Linked DNA regions of Homo sapiens: region 1 is linked to region 2. The links are chromatin loops, found by intact Hi-C in ENCODE. Cell type or tissue: MCF 10A. All regions are shown on one strand.

The links. A loop is a pair of places that touch in the nucleus more often than their neighbours do. Peaks named below come from ENCODE experiments on the same cell type or tissue, not always from the same donor. Only the 100,000 strongest peaks of a DNase experiment are listed, where the experiment ranks them.
Region 1: it touches region 2 in a loop (6-fold over the local background); 8 of 110 quality-filtered maps call a loop at or near these places.

The regions. Positions count from the first base shown.
Region 1 is chr1:159,128,422-159,136,421 of GRCh38, forward strand. It overlaps a transcript of AIM2 not described here. Among named protein-coding and RNA genes, the nearest start is that of TRR-TCT4-1, 9.3 kb to the right of the region's middle. In MCF 10A, a CTCF peak has its summit at 4,056 (motif pointing right); a DNase peak (open chromatin) is centred at 4,070.
Region 2 is chr1:159,888,313-159,896,312 of GRCh38, forward strand. It overlaps CFAP45 (cilia and flagella associated protein 45), which reads right to left. Exons shown (of 12, transcript NM_012337.3): 2 at 4,868-4,993; 3 at 2,168-2,310; 4 at 40-184. It overlaps LOC124904434 (a long non-coding RNA gene), which reads left to right and starts at 1,900. Exons shown (of 3, transcript XR_007066678.1): 1 at 1,900-2,085; 2 at 4,035-4,189; 3 at 4,833-4,914. RefSeq lists enhancers at 1,074-2,273, 1,477-1,596. In MCF 10A, a CTCF peak has its summit at 3,451 (motif pointing left); DNase peaks (open chromatin) are centred at 1,779 and 3,439.

The sequences.
Region 1 (8,000 bases), 760 kb before region 2:
TCCAGATTTTTTTGTGTGTTTAAAGTAATAAATATTCTGTACTTGGAGAATGGCCTAGTATCGTTATAGCGAGTTCACTCAGTTACTCCCACTCTTTTGACTGCTTTTGACCAAGCCAGTAGTCCTCTATCCGACTTCTTCACCTCTATGGCCTTCCATGGAAAGCCACTTGCCAGTATCCTAACCCCCTCTGCCTTTGTCCTTCCTTCCCTCCCACACCCCCTCTTTCCAGGATCTAGATACTTTAACTCTCAGCTTCCTCAGTGTTTGCACCCGGGCTGCTAATCATTGCTAGGGAAAATCACACAACTATAAATTCATGACAATAAACTTCATCTGGTTCTCCACACTGCTCCACAAACTACATTTCCTAGTCAGCTCACTCTTCATATTTTAATAATGATACTTCAAGATTTCTTCACTCCCCTTATATGTTTGATCCCTCTACATTGGGACACATTCTCAGCAAATAACCCACATTGTTACCTCACAGAAATTATCAAGTCCACTTGTCAGAAACTCATCCAATCTCCTAACTGCAGTGGATTGAACAGTGGACCCCAAAAAGACATGCCCAGGTTTTAACATTTAAAACCTATGAATGTGACCTCATTTGTAAAAAGCATCTTGCAGATGTAATTAATGTAAGGATCTTGAGATGAGATCATTGTAGATTTAGGGCGGGCCTGGAATCCAATGGCAGGCATCCTTACAGAGAAATGCAGAGAGAGATCTGAGACACAGAAAAGATGGCCAGGTAAAGACAGAGGCAGAGTTTGGAAGTATGCAGACCCAAGCTAAGAAGCTTGTTCAGAGGAGTGAAAATCTGCTTACATCTTGACCTTGATTTTGGACTTCTGGGTTCCAAAACTTTGACAGAATAAATCTCTGTAATTTCTGAGGCACCCAGTTTGGGGAAATTTGTTATGGCATCTCTAGAAAATTCATGATGCTAACTAAGCTGACAACTGCATTTGTACCTGCTCTATCCACCTTCTCTTCAGTTACAGTACTAAGGGTTGAGTCTACAGCCAGGTTGTGAACCCAACAATAGGACACTGTGGTTAATGGTGCAAGTCTCAAGCTAGATTGACTGGGTATCAATGCTGTCTCCACCACTTACTATGTGATGTTGGTTACTCAGAGTACCATTCTATGCCTCAGTTTCCTTATCTCAAAAAAACAGGATAACAATAAAAAGTACCTCTGTAGGAGAGGCTGTGTAGGAATTAAATGGAATCATGCCCTCAGAACAGTTACTGAATAAGAGGGGAACAACTTTCATTACTACTATTATCATTATCTCTGACTGCCTCCTCAAATACTAAACTATCTATTGATTACTCCTCTCTCTTGTTCCTTCAATGTTTGTCTTTATGAGATAACTTCCATGAGCATTTAAACATTCACTACCATTCCCTGTCAAACAAACCACTCCCTAAACCACACACTTCTCCCTCCAGCTCCCATCCCATCCACTAACTCCATTTCACAACAAATGTTTTAATTGTATACACTCCTTGCTTCTCCTTCCTCACTTCTCACTCACTTGGGAACTCACTAATGTCCACTTCTGTCACTCCACTGAAGCTTCCCTTGACAACCCATGTATTACCAAATCCTAAAGGAAACGTCGGCCCTTATCAGCAACATTTGACACTATGGCTCGTGCACCCTTTTTTAAAAGCATCTGTTCATTGATTCTGGCCCCAGCCCTCCTAGTTTTCTTCCTGCCTATCTGGCCAGTCTCATTTGCTCGCTTCTACCTCCTCTGATGATTCCTTAAATGATGGGTTCCTCAGGGCTTCTTCTTAGCCATTCTTCTTTTCTTATTTTACCTTCTATGAGATATTGACCACTCCCAAGACATCAATTTACTCACAACAGACTGATCATTCCTAACTTGTATTTCTGACCTAGATTTCTCTTCACAGTTCCAGGCTCATATATCTAGCTGCCCATTAGACATATCTACTGGTACATATTTGACACCTCAAATTCAACATGTCTAAAGTGGAAATACTCATCTTCCCTGGCCTTTTTGAGAATCTACTTCCACTACCTATCCCCTTTCTCATTAAAAGGCACTTCCATTCACTCATTTGCTCAAGCCAGAAAGCCGGGAATCATCCTGGGCTCTCCTTTTCCCTTTGCCTCTTACAGCTGATTTCCACTGAGTCTTATTCATTTGATATATTAAATGACCCTCAGTTTTATCCTCTTCTCTCTCTTTCTCTCCACTTCTCTAATACAAGCCAACACCATATCACATATACCCTCAAACTGTCTCCAACCTAGCTTCCCTTCAGTCTTTCTCCAAATTCTTCTGGAATAATCTTTTCAAACTGTATTCCAAACTATAAATCTAAGCCTGGTCACCACACACACACACACACACACACACACACACACACACACACACGCACGCACTCTTCAAATCTGTCATTGGCTGGTATTTTCTCTTAGGATAAAATCCTAACTCCTTAAGAAGGTTTATCAGTTCCTCCACAATCTGGCTCTCGGCATTAGATGTCAGTCTCACAGACTGCCTGGAGTGCTTTTTTTCTCTCCTTCCTTCACAGCTTAATGCCACTTCTTCCAGGAAGCCCTGATGATCCTCCAGCTTCCAGATGTTCCATGGTGTTCTCTGTACTTCCCCTAAGAGTGAACCCTCCATAATGTGTTGGGATGACCTAATCAATGTCTGTCTTCCACACTCCAGAGCAAGCAGTTTAAGACCCAGAACCATGCCTGTCTTATTCCCAATGCATCTCCAGTGCCTCTCAAAGTTCCGGACCCACAGCAGGCACTTCATAAAGACTGGATGAGTAGATGAACTAATGCTATTTTCCTTGGGGAATGATTCGGTACACTTTATACTGTGTTTCTCTAAATTCTGTGTGTATCATGACTGAATTTGTGCATATATATATGTATATGTATACATATGTGTGTGTATACATATATAATGATCATAATTAAGAGTTTTTGAATTACAGGAGAAGTAATTAGAATAATTTATCTCTGAACTTTGTCATACAGTACATTTGAAGGAAAGAAATTATTTAATGAAAATCTAGAAATTGGGAGCAGTTTAGTAGCGTGATGCAAGGATCTTAGAGGAAAAGTTTTAAAGGACACTATACTCAGGTTAAGACAAGACTATTTAAAAAAATAATTTGTAGCAGATTAGATTCCTTAGAGATCAGCTTGGAAACTATGAAGACATATTCATTTCAGTTGGAGAACCTAGAGGAGAATAACTTGGGATAGAAAGTGGGCGGACAACAAAATCCAAATTTTAGGAGACTGTTCAATAATACTGCTCAATCTACACAGTTGGATCATCTGTACTTTAAACACCTTTAACAGATAATCTATTTCTTATTAATGGTATTTCAGATAAAAGTCTGAAATTTTATTTCTCTTCTTGAATATATAGATCATGGATGAGATTTACAGACAACACATGCATTTAAACAGGCAAGACGTGGTATTTCACCAAAAGACCAAAATCAAGTCGGGAAAGAACGTATTTTAATGTTCCTGCTTTGACCCCAAAATACAGAAAATAAAATAGTATCTGAAAAACATGAAACTCAAACTTCATGGGGGCAAATGCTGTGTGTGCAAAATCACTGACTTGCCAGGCGTGGTGGCTCACGCCTGTAATCCCAGCACTTTGGGAGGCTGAGTCAGGTGGATCAACTGAAGTCAGGAGTTCAAGACCATCCTGGCCAACATGGTGAAACTCCATCTCTACTAGAAATACCAAAAAAAAAAAAAAAAAAAAGAAAATAGCTGGGAGTGGTGGCGGGTACCTGTAATCCCAGCTACTCAGGAGGCTGAGGCAGGATAATCACTTGAACCCGGGAGGCGGAGGTTGTAGTCAGTGGAGATTGCAGTGAGCGGAGATTGCGCCATCGTACTCCAGCCTGGACAACAAGAACAAAACTCTGTCTCAAAGAAAAAAAAATGACTTTACCAAGAAAAAAGATATTTTATTTAGAGTTTGCATTGGAAAAGCTGGCTGGTGACATTGTGCAAGCCTCCCAGCAGGTGGCGCCCTGAACCAATGAATGTGAAAAAGAACGGACTCAGACACACCCACATTTCAAGAATTAAAATCATCTCTTTTGCGATATATATATTCTGACCATACATTCAGTAGATTGTGGAATCCATATACCCTTGCCCTCTGTACAACACACATATACACATGCGTGTGGACACATTCCTCCACCAGAGAATAGAGTAACACCCTGTATTATGACGGCAAACATTGGCGAGCTGGACATACAAATTAAATAGACACCTATTAATATATGTATGTGAATTGCATCTGTTTATAAGAGGCAGTCCAGTACCTCCAAATGGGTCCTTAACACCGCCTAGTAAATATTCTGCATTTCTCTGCTATATTATTATCATCCTCTCACTCTCCACAGTAACTAATCCAAATTTCTCTGTTGTTTTCAAACATCCAACACCTTCTCTTTTTCTCAGTTATTCTCTGTTCAAGACATGGCTACTTACTTTAAAAGAAGAAGGATAGCCACTGTCATCAGATGGAATTTCCTCATCTTCCAGATATCAACATGCAAATCTTCATCTAAACATCTACCTTCTTTCCTTCCAAGGGTCACGGAGGAGCTGGCCCTCCAGCTACCCACTGCTAATGCCTTCTCTGGCACTCTGATCCCCTATCACATTCCCAAAAACCTTGGCTTCTATTTATGTACTTGCTCTTGTTCTCTCTCTCTCTCTCTCTTTCTCTCTCTCTTAATGATTTCCTTCCCAATAGCTTTCACAGAAACTCAAGTATCTCCCACTAAAAAAACAATTAAGATGTGTGGAACTACAGATACAAGTTTGGTCACGAGTTGATCACTGTTGAAACTGAGTGGTGGGTAAATGAGGATTCATAATGCTATTCTCTCTCATTTTATTTATGTTGGAGAGTTACCATAACGAAAAGTTTTAAAGTAAGGGAAAAAAAGATATTTTTGTTTGACTCCTCATAGCTTCCTCACCACCCTCTCTTCATGTCTTCATGCCCACACTTCTAAAAGTTGCCTATATGCATTCTTTGTTTCCTTACCTCCCACTCCCTCTGCAACTCCCTCCATCTGCTTTTTTTACCTAACACTCCAGAGAAATTAAAACAGCTATCACCCTTGACTTCCATGTCACATAATCTAGTGGATACATTTTAGTTATCATCACTACTGACTTCTCAGCAGCATAGGATACTCAAACAAGTTTCTTCTTATATACTTCTTTCCCTGGGCTTCAGAAATTATAATATTCTGCTTTTTCTTCTACCTCTCCCCACTACTTCTCCGACTCCTCTTACTCTGTTATTAAATGCTGAAGTTCCTCTTAGCTCATTCTTAGGCCCTTTCTCTTCTCACCCTGTACTTTTTCCTATGTGATCTTATTCATACTCTTGGCATTAAATTCCACCAACATGCATATGACTTCCAAAATTAAATCAGCAGTTCAGACCTGACCTGACTCTCACCTTCATACGTGTGTGACATCTCCTCTACTATATCTCAAAAGCACCTCAAAATTAGAAGCTCCAAACTGAACTCACCATTTTCTCCCCCAAACTTGGCCTTCTTCAAGTGTTTCTGATCTTAGCGAATGGTGTGCAAACCAGAAATCTTAGAGCCTTTCTTGTCAACTCTTTCCCCTTTGTACCATTTCTAATCCATCAACAAATCCTGCATGTTTTAGCTCATAAATACTTCTAAAACCCTTTTTCTTCTATATCTACCATTACCACCACCAGCACCATTATCACCCCCTTAATCCTGGCTAATATTGCTTTTCACAACAACCTCTGGTGGTAACTTCTAATTTAGCTCAAGCATCTATCCTGGCAGCCTTCCACTCTGTCCTCTGAGCAGCAGCTGGAGTAATCTTTCCAAAATGCAAATCCAATCATGTTATTCTTTGGCTTAAAATCTTTCAGTGGTTTTCCATTGTTTTTAGGATAAGGAGAGAAAAAGCTTACAGGGAATACAAGGCCCTTTGGGGCCTTGTCTCTCCAATTTCACTTCATGCGGCCTTCTCCCTCACTCTCTATTGTGAAACCAAACTCGCTTTACAGTCCTTCATCCGGCCGAGTGCGGTGGCTCACACCTGTAATCCCATCACTTTGGGAGGCGGAGGCGGGTGGATTACCTGAGGTCAGGAGTTCAAGACCAGCCTGGACAACAGGGTGAAACCCGGTCTCTACTAAAAATACAAAAATTAGCTGGGCATGGTGGCAGATGCCTGTAATCCCAGTTACTCGGGAGGCTGAGGCAGGAGAATCACTTGAGCCCGAGAGGCGGAGGTTGCAGTGAGCTGAGATCGCGACATTGCACTCCAGCCTGGGAAACGGGGCAAGACTCTGTTGAAAAAAAGAAAGAAAGAAAAAAAGCCCTTCATGCACGGCATTCTCCCTCCCTCTACAAAAGCTTCATTTATGCTGTCTCTTTATAGAAAGCCCTTTCCTTCATTCTTTGCCTAGTTATTTCCTTATCTTTCAGATTCAAGTCAAGAGACACTTCCTGGGGGAAGCTGTCCTTGATCTTCCTGAAGAGGTCAACTCTCCCAGCCACAGAACTTCTTTGCTCCATGGATCTCTCCTTCATTTACCATTGCAGCTTTACATGTTTTTCTGTGATCACCTCTGTCTCATTTGTTCATCATTGTACCTCGCTCAGTTCTTAGCACACAGCAGGTACTATAAGCATTTGTTGAGTGAGTAAATGAATTAATGATTATTATTCATTCAACTCTGTCAGTTTTCCCTCTATTTAACCTGTCTCTAGATTACTTTCACCTTCATCTCTGAGTGGATAATCAGGGACTACCCCTCATTTTTAATATTAATATAGTTCTGTGCTTTTATAATTTATGCATGCCAGGATCCCATATGTGGGGCATGCCAGGCATCACTTTTACTCTAATATTTGGAGCCAGATTATTATTTTTGTATTTTAAAAATGCAGACATAATGAAATAGAACCCTAAATCTAGAATGTAGCATAAAGTCTACGACTTCAGAGAAATGCTGTGCTTAGTACAGGCCACTTGAGGCCCGGCTTCCTGAACCTGGAAGTAAGCCATCACTCTCCTCAGCCATTAGAGACATGCTTAAGCACAAACCTTAAAAAGCACCGTTAGAAGTTTATACATAATAGAAAATTTTTTTAAGTTTCATGCTCCCTCAAAATAATATAACTTGTTCTAAGCAGTCGGATATTTTGGATGGTACCATTTCCTTATTTAAAAGTGGTCTATAGATGTAGCAAAGGAAGACAAGTTATCAGCAATTGTTAGTGATTGCCAGAAGATGCTCCCTTCAGATTCAGGACTGAGCTGGGTCCACAGCAAGGAATTCACCCAGAAAAAGATTTGTCCTGGAATACAACAGCCAAGCCCTCGTCTCCTGTCTCTTCCCAGCTCCCCAGGCATTTGTTTTTAGTCTAATTCCATCTCTGTAGACACCAACCTGCCTTCTCAAAATAGACACACTCGCCCTCATCCCAGGCTTTAAAGCCCGGCATTGCCCCACGCAGAGAAGTCCTAACACGACCCTTTCCACGGGGACTAGAATCTGAGGATTGTTGTAGGACTTCTCTGCTCGTAGCCCTAGAGAAAAATCTAGGCCTTTTACAGTGATCACTATGGGCAGAACGTACTCTTGGAGGGTAACTACTATTTAAAATACATTATGCATGTCTTGACTTCCACTAGGACTCCGCTTGAAGAAGAAGATGGTTAGAAACATGGGCCACAGATAAAATCTCTCAAGTCCTCACGCACAGCCTCCAAGAAACTAGCTTGATCCATACAATCTGAAGGTTTAGAAAGAATAACTACAAACAAGGAGGTTAGCATTTGTGTTTGCACCTCCTATGTATCTACCTCGACAATTTTACAGCTTACCCTATTTAATTCTAGGTATTAGTTAGATCATTTACTAGATGAGAAAATCAAGG
Region 2 (8,000 bases):
ACCCATCTGCAGAGGTGAAGGCTTAGGGAGGTTAACTACCATGGTGGCTTCCTTCTCCTTCTTGAAGGCCTGGTCCCTGGCCTCAAGTTCTTCTCTGGTCAGGACATGGGATGCCCATTTGATTCGCTCAAACTCCTCAGGGCTGATGATTAGGGACTCCCCGGAGGGATCCTCTGTGGGAACACTGTCACAAGAATAAACAGAGTTAGGGAGGGGAGAGGGAAAGCTCTCAGCACCACACTTCAGGCTTCTCTGCTCTCTTCCCCTCTTCCCATCATGCCAGTGGACTCCCCCAATGGCAGAAGAGACGGCAAGTGTGCCATGGGTCCACTGGGGAGTAGATGTTCCAAGTGGGGGGTCAGGTAGCATTGAAGGCTAAAAAGAGACATTTTAAGTCCTTTTTCTATTAGGTCCTGCTCATATGTTACCTTCTCTGTGCAGCTGAGACCCCCCATCATGTCCACATGTGCCCACTCTGCCCCCCCACCAAGGACCAATAGATCACCTCCTCCTCTGAGCCCACACTGCACTCTGTTCTTACTGCCTGTATCACAGCCAATTGGGCAGCTCTGTTTCCTTTATGAGCTCCTTCAGGACACAAACTCTGTCTTAACCACACTGGTAGCCTAGTCTCTGGCATAGCGCTTGGTACAGAGTGAGAATTCAAAACAAAGCTGTTGAATTAAATTTTAAAAACAGATTATTCCTCAAGGATGACATAAAAACGGCAAGGGGACGCCAGACAAGGTTGATATAGATGCTAGTTAGAAACCTAAGCTTCCCTGCCCATCCAGCCTAGAGAGAAGCTTTGAACTGTAAATATTAATTAAAATCTGTGATCAACAATAGCCAGAGACATGTCTATAGACCTCTCCTTTCTAGCTATCCAACGCATTCAACAAACCAATCGCTAATTATAATGATTACAAGCAAATGACATATATTAAAGATGGGGGAGGGAGTAGTTAGGGGGGTGGGAAGAAAGCTGCTTCTGGGTGAGGCAGGTACATGCCAATTTGACAGGTACATGCCAATAAGACACAGACATCTGAGACAGGAAGTGAAACCTCATCTAATAAAACTAATGTGTGTGTGTTGGGGGAGGGTGGTCCAGGAGATGGACAGAATGAGTGAGTAGATTTGCAGCTTAGCCAAGATCTTGTGTTTCACAAAGCAACGTGGCCCTAAACAGCCTAGGATCTGGAGTGACCAGCAGTGATCCGAATCTAAGACAGCAGTTTATACTGCTTTCAGCATCCCTGAAAAATAACCAGCCACTTGTCCTCCAACGTGTTTTCAGGACTAGATGGCTCCAAGAAGGAACCCTTCCTCCCTTCCTCTGGCTCCAGGAGTGGCTGCAGGGCTCTAGCCACATCTGGCCACTTGATGCCACGGCTGACCAGACATGCTCAGTAAGGGGCCGCAGTCCGACACAGCTCCCGGGGTGTGTGCTAGATGTGCCTCTCCAGCTTGTGACACAGGTAGGATTTTCTGGGAATTAGGGCTTTTAGTGGGTGGAGCCAGGGCAGGGAGAACGGTTGTAGAGGGTGAAGCACTAACACAAGAGTTAAACCACTGAGCACAGTGTTGGCTCATGGCACATGGTTGAGCTAGGCCTAAGTCCCACAGGATGGGCTCAAGCCTGGGGGCAGCTCTAGTCAGGAAGTGGGGTTGAGCTAATCCCAAAGGAACCCAGGGAGCCCCTGTGAATTTCTTCCTATGGCCTTAGAGTCTGGGAGGAAGCCAGGGGGCTAATTAGGCATCTGGTCAGTTTCCCTTTGCTTCAGATTCTTAATGCAGCCGAAAGGAAGTGACTCATCTGGATCACTTCCCTTTAGGGAGGGTACTAATGGGGACTTAGAGAGGACTCACTAAGCACCTCCTCTCTACCAGTCCCTTAGCTCACACAGCCAGCTAGAAGTAAGGAAGGACAATGAAGCTGAGAATAAAGGACAGTGGCAATAATAGATACAACAATGGGAGAAACAAGAGAGGCCAGGATGGAGAAGAAAGAAAGAACTATCAAACAAAAAGGGGAAAACGAATAGGAAAGAAGTGGGGATTGGACTGACAGAATGAAACCAGGTGGGTTTACCCATCTCCCTACAAAGATCCTTAGCAAAAGGATGAGGACTGGACATAGAAGGGCAGGGGACGGTGTACTCACATGAGTTCTCGGACCATGTCCCGGGTGATGAGCTGGATGGTCTCTGGCTTGCGATCCAAGCCCAAAGCAGTGAGAGTTTTTTGAAGGGTATGCTTATCTCGGAGCAGCACAATGGGGCTGTCGCTCTGGCCCTGGGCTGGGGACTATGAGTTCAGAAAGAATAGCTTAGAAGCTTGTCACCCCCACTTCCTGCTGGTCAGTCCTAACTTCAAGGATAGAGCAGCGTGATGCCCTGTATCTGAGCATGGCTGGATGTGTACCGACCAGCTTTTCTTTTCTTTTTTTTTTTTTTTTTTTGAGACAGAGTCTTGCTCTGTCACCCAGGCTGGAGTGCAGTGGCACGATCTTGGCTCACTACAACCGCCACCTCCCGGGTTCAAGCAATTCTCCTCCCTCAGCCTCCTGAGTAGCTGGGATTACAGGCGACCACCACCATGCCTGGCTAATTTTTGTATTTTTAGTAGAGTCGGGGTTTCTCCATGTTGGCCAGGCTGGTCTCAATCTCCTGACCTCAGATGATCCGCCCGCCTGGGCCTCCCAAAGTGCTGGGATTACAGGCGTGAGCCACCATGCCCAGCCCTGACCAGCTTTTCTGAAAACAAGTCTCTTGTTCTTATACAGATATTCCTCGCAGAATGGTAGGGATAACAAGGAGTGGGGGTCACTAGTGTGTGTCTATACTTAGTCTAAAATCATCAGGAATTAAAGTAAATTTCTGTTCTCTAGGTTTTCCTCTCTCCATGAAAGATTTTCCTTTATGAAAGAAGAAATAATTATCTCTCTAGGACCACACAGTGGGTTTGAAGCAATATAATTTGTTACAGACTCTTACAATCTTTGATATTGGTAATTTTAAATTCTTTCTTACGATTAAATTACTTTAACCCCCACAAAAAGCCATATTCAGGGAGTTAGAAATCGCTAAATGACCTGCAGAGGCCTACCCTTAAGATCTAAGGGTAGCTCTCTGCCAGCTCATTGAGTTGGTGGTGAGGAGGTCAGTGAGTTAGAATTCAGCAAGAACACAGACTAACTGTGTGATTTTTTCTTTTTTTCAAAATTCTCCGACCCTGAAGGAGTTAGATAACAATTAAATGAAATCACCTGTTTCAGAAAATGTCTAAACACAGGAAAGGATGTGTCATTAATGCAGCCACTGTGCTCCTGACCAGAGGCAGGGGGATGGCCCCACTTGTCCTACCTCACTTTGCACCCACAGTCCCCTGTGTGCTGCTGCCACCTGGTGCCCATCTCTGCTTTCACGTGGGCACAACTCAGTCGTGCCACAGGCCACTTCTGCCCTCTACTGCCCATTGAGAGACTTCCTGAACTCTTACCCATCAATGAGGCCAAAGAAACTGGACAAGAGACAAGCATTTTTCTGATAGCCCCCTTTTGCCAGCCAGCATGACTACTCCTGGAGAACTCAGCCAATTCCAAATCTCTCTTTGCTTTGACTAGAAAACTCCACATGTACCCAAAACAACAACAACAATACAAATGTCTGTAAGTGAAATTGCATTTTGGCCAGGTGGGGAGACTTACGCCTGTAATCCCAGCACTTTGGGAGGTCGAGGTGGGCAGATTGCTTGAGCTTAGGAGTTCAAGACCAGCATGGGGAACATGATGAAACCCTGTCTTTACAAAAAATACAAAAATTAGCCAGGTGCAGTGGTGTGCACCTGTAGTCCCAGCTACTTGGGAGGCTGAGGCAGGAGAATCACTTGAGCCTGGGAAGTGGAGGTGGCAGTGAGCCGAGACTGTACCATTGCACTCCAGCTCCAGCCTGGGTGACAGGAGTGAAACCCTATCTTTAAAAAAATAATAAAAAATAAATGCATCTGTTGATCCTTTCCCTTACCAACAGGAAAACTGCTGCAGAGTGAGAGTCTTCTAAATGGATTAAGAAGCCTATCTCAATCCCTCTGGAGAGTCCTCTTCAATTCACAATGAAGATGTTGAAGAGCAGGGACAGACATCAACACTCCTCTCCCCACCTTCCCCACTGGCAGAGGCATTCAGGTCACTACTAGTGTCTCTCTTTCTCTTTTCCCCTTCTCTTAATCTCTCACTGCCCTTCTCTCCATGTCATATTCTCTTTTTCTCCTTCCCTCTCTTCCTTCTTACCTACTAAACTCCATATGTACCAAAATCAGTCAAAGCTCTACTATCTAGCTCTCTTTATCTAGACTAAAGGAGTTGTCCACCTCTTGGTCTAGATAACACTTGCAAATAAAGACCTGCTCGTTTCCCAAAGCTAAGTAATTGTTTTAGTTGAGCAACTGGGAAAGGAGGATGGTTTTGTGTTGTACTCTGATGCTATTATCCTTGGATGGAGCGGGGAAGATGTTGCTATTGTCTGCAAGCTTAGCCCATCAGCCCTGCAATGTTTCCATCATGGAGCTCAACTGAGCAACTATTGCACTCTCTGCAGCTGAGCCTCCCTTTTGACATTATAACAGATTTTAAACACTGTGAAGACATGAGAGATTCTAGGGTGGAAGAAGCTAGGTGTCCCTGTTTACATAGGCCCCACTAGATCCCAAAGCTCTGCAGCTCAGGTCTCAGAATTCCCCTTTGTCTTCAGTCTGAGAGTTACCTACGAGAGCAAGGTTACTCAGCAGAAGCTTTGCCCTGAGCTACATTTTTGGGCCTCTGCCTGCAGGTGGCATCAACTTGAAAGGACTTGTTGAGGATTACCTTGATATCTCCAAAGAGGCTCTCATCCACCTCAGAGCTCACGGCTTTGGTCCGATAGCGAGCCTTATTCCTTGACCTGTTGGAAGCGGCAGAAGAGGAGCTCAGGATGCCAGCTGTGCTTAGTGGCTGCAGGAAGAGGCAGAAAGTTTGGGTCATCAGTACTGAGTGGCATCCAGACCCTGGGAAGTCAACAATTCACCAGCCCATGCTGGGGGAGTGGGTGGGCATGTGAAAAAGAAACAGTTAGGGAAAGCGGCTGTGTAAACTCTGAACCATAGGGGACAAGGAGCAACAGATGGAGGGCATCCCCACAGAGCAGGGAAGGGTCTCTGCAAAAAAAAGAGCTCTGCATAAAGCAGCATTTGTGTAAAACAGTTGATCTCATAGAAGTACAGAGTAGAATGGTGGTTACCAGAGGCTGAAGAGAGGAAGGGGAGGGGCATGGGGAGAGGTTGGTCAGTGAGTGCGCAGTTACAGTTAGATAGGAGGAATAAGTTCTGGTGCTCTATTGCACAGAAAGGCCACTATAGTTAATAATAATGTACTGTATATCTCAAAAGAGATACACAATATCTAGGAGAGGATTTTGAGAAATATAAATGTTATAAGATTAAATGAGATGGCAAGGTCTAGTATTTGATAGCGCAATAGAATGACTAGAGTTAACAATAATGTATATTACTATATATAAATGTATATTAATATACATGTATACAATAATATATATAAATATACATGTATACAATGTATATTAATTTACATTGTATATTTCAAACTAGCTAGAAGAGAGAATTTTGAGTGATCTCACTGCAAAGAAATGACAAGTGTTTGAGGTAATGGATATGCTAACTACCCTGATTCAATCATTACACAATGTATATACATGTATCAAAACATCACACTATACCCCATAAATGTGTACAATCATTATGTGTCAATTAAAAACAAAACTGTTTTGTTTTTTGTGGGGTTTTTTTAAGAGCATTTCTGTAGTCCCTGAAGCTGAAGGCCAAGTCGGCCACATAGTATGGAAGTAAGGATAAAGGAAGCAGGAATGGCAGGAGGAGAGAAGCAACAGTTTCTCATTATCTGCCTAGTACCAGTTTCCCAAGAGGACAATCTCTTGTGGGGCAACTTGGGCTTGCCCCCTGAGACACGCACAGTGTCCCCTTTGCCTCCAATCTTTTCAGCTTGTGCTTCAAGTCTTTCTCACAAATGACGCTACTGTTTGACCTCCTTCGTGTCTCCACAATCTTACAAGGTTATGGTGGGACCACAGGATATAAAGGATGGAAAAGTGCCTCACCCACTGCTTGGCATGTGGTTGATGCCCAATAAACTTGAGGCAGTGGGTGAATGATAAATGATTACTAGCTATAATCAAGCAAACCAGTTCATAATACCCACTATTTGGCTGTTTCTCTCCCAAGACCCTTTTAGTGTGCCTTAGTCATTTTTTAACCCCCTACTAACTTCCTATTTTGGCAAATTCCCCATCTAATGAGTTGTGGGAGATAGTGCTCTTCTCCAACTACAGAAGCTGAAAACATCAAATATTCACCTCAGCCTGGCCAAGGGACCTAGGCTTAGCCAATGAGATGGCCCTGGACTGACAATGACTAGGGAACTAGTGGACCAAAAGGCAGAACAAGGAAAACCTTTCTGACCCAAACAGAACTGGCAGCCAGACCCAGCGTCTGGGCAACACTGATAACGATACCAGCAGCGGCACCCTATGTAAGGAATTGGCAGTTTTGGGGGTGCAACAGTGCATCAGGGTCCTTGCCAGACCAGTTCTAGGTTTTGATTTTGGTCTTGGTTCCAGCTGCAGAAACTTCTTTTGTTCCTATTTGTGAGCTCTCCAAAACCCTCTTAACACATTCTCTTTTACTTAAATTGGAATTCTGGCTCTGTTGCTTGTAACTAAGAATCTGACGAACACAACCTCCATTCCCAAAGGACAGGCAGCTTCATCTCAGTCCCAAGAGTAGACGTCTATCTCTAAAAGGTAGTGTCTACAAGGACTACTGGATGACTCCAGGCTTATGATAAAGCTGATTCAAACCTCACTTTGGAGGAGCCCACATGCCCCACACCTCTCTAAACTGGGCTACCTTGAAGGAATAGGCCAGGCACATTGGGTCTCCCCAAGCCTGGGAATCAGCAGCTGATAAAGGAACAGGGTAGACAGGGAAATATACCATGCTTTCCAGGTCCCTAAGCCCTGGACAGTGTTCTGAAAGCTCTCTCTGATCTGCCATTACCAACCAGACACCCCAGCACCTGTTACTCCTGTATCAGGTTTTCACACTCGATTGGACAATTATTTTCCAGCTGTCTCTGTGCTGTACATTGAACAATGCTATATGTGCATTTCCCTCACTGCCCGGCACAGCCAGCAAAAGGCTTACACAGGGAGTCTCCCTCTACAGCGTCAGCCAGCCCCAATACTGTAGAGCAGAAAAGCTTGGATTTATTAAAAGGTAAATATAGCAGCCCCAAGGATGCCTAATAACAGCCTCTGAAGGGTTATTATATGGTAGGTGGTGAGCTACGGCTCCCCTTTCCACCAAAAATAGAATAAGAGGAAATGAATAGAAACTTCAGTAGGTGGGATTGAGGCTAAGCATTGGGAATAACTGGAAAAGGTGGATGGCTTTGGATCATGAGTTTTGTATGTAATTAAGGGAAAAGGTGCAGTGCCTGGCACATGTAGTAGGAACAATATAGCAATGTGCATTTGATGAAGAATGAATAAAACCGAACAAGGTGACCTCTCAAGGACAGGACTGCAGACCAGATTGAGATGGATACTTTTCCGGAATACAACTGCCTGACTCCAAGTCACTCCACCATTCCATGTTTTCCAGATCACGTATGTGGTCTCCACTGTGGATAATAACGTATGTGAAAGGGCTTTGGAATACAGATGGAAAGTATTATTGTTTTCCATTTGTTTTCCTGTCTGTTTTCAAGGACTCCAACAGGTTTTCCCTTGTGCTGAAGTGTCCGCCAGACTGCAGGTTCCTCCAGGGCTGAGCCTGCATCTCCTGTTTCCTATGCCCTTGGTACCCAGGTCAAGAGGAAGTCACAGCAAGGACTGCCTGAGCCAGAACAGAGGAAGAAAAACAGA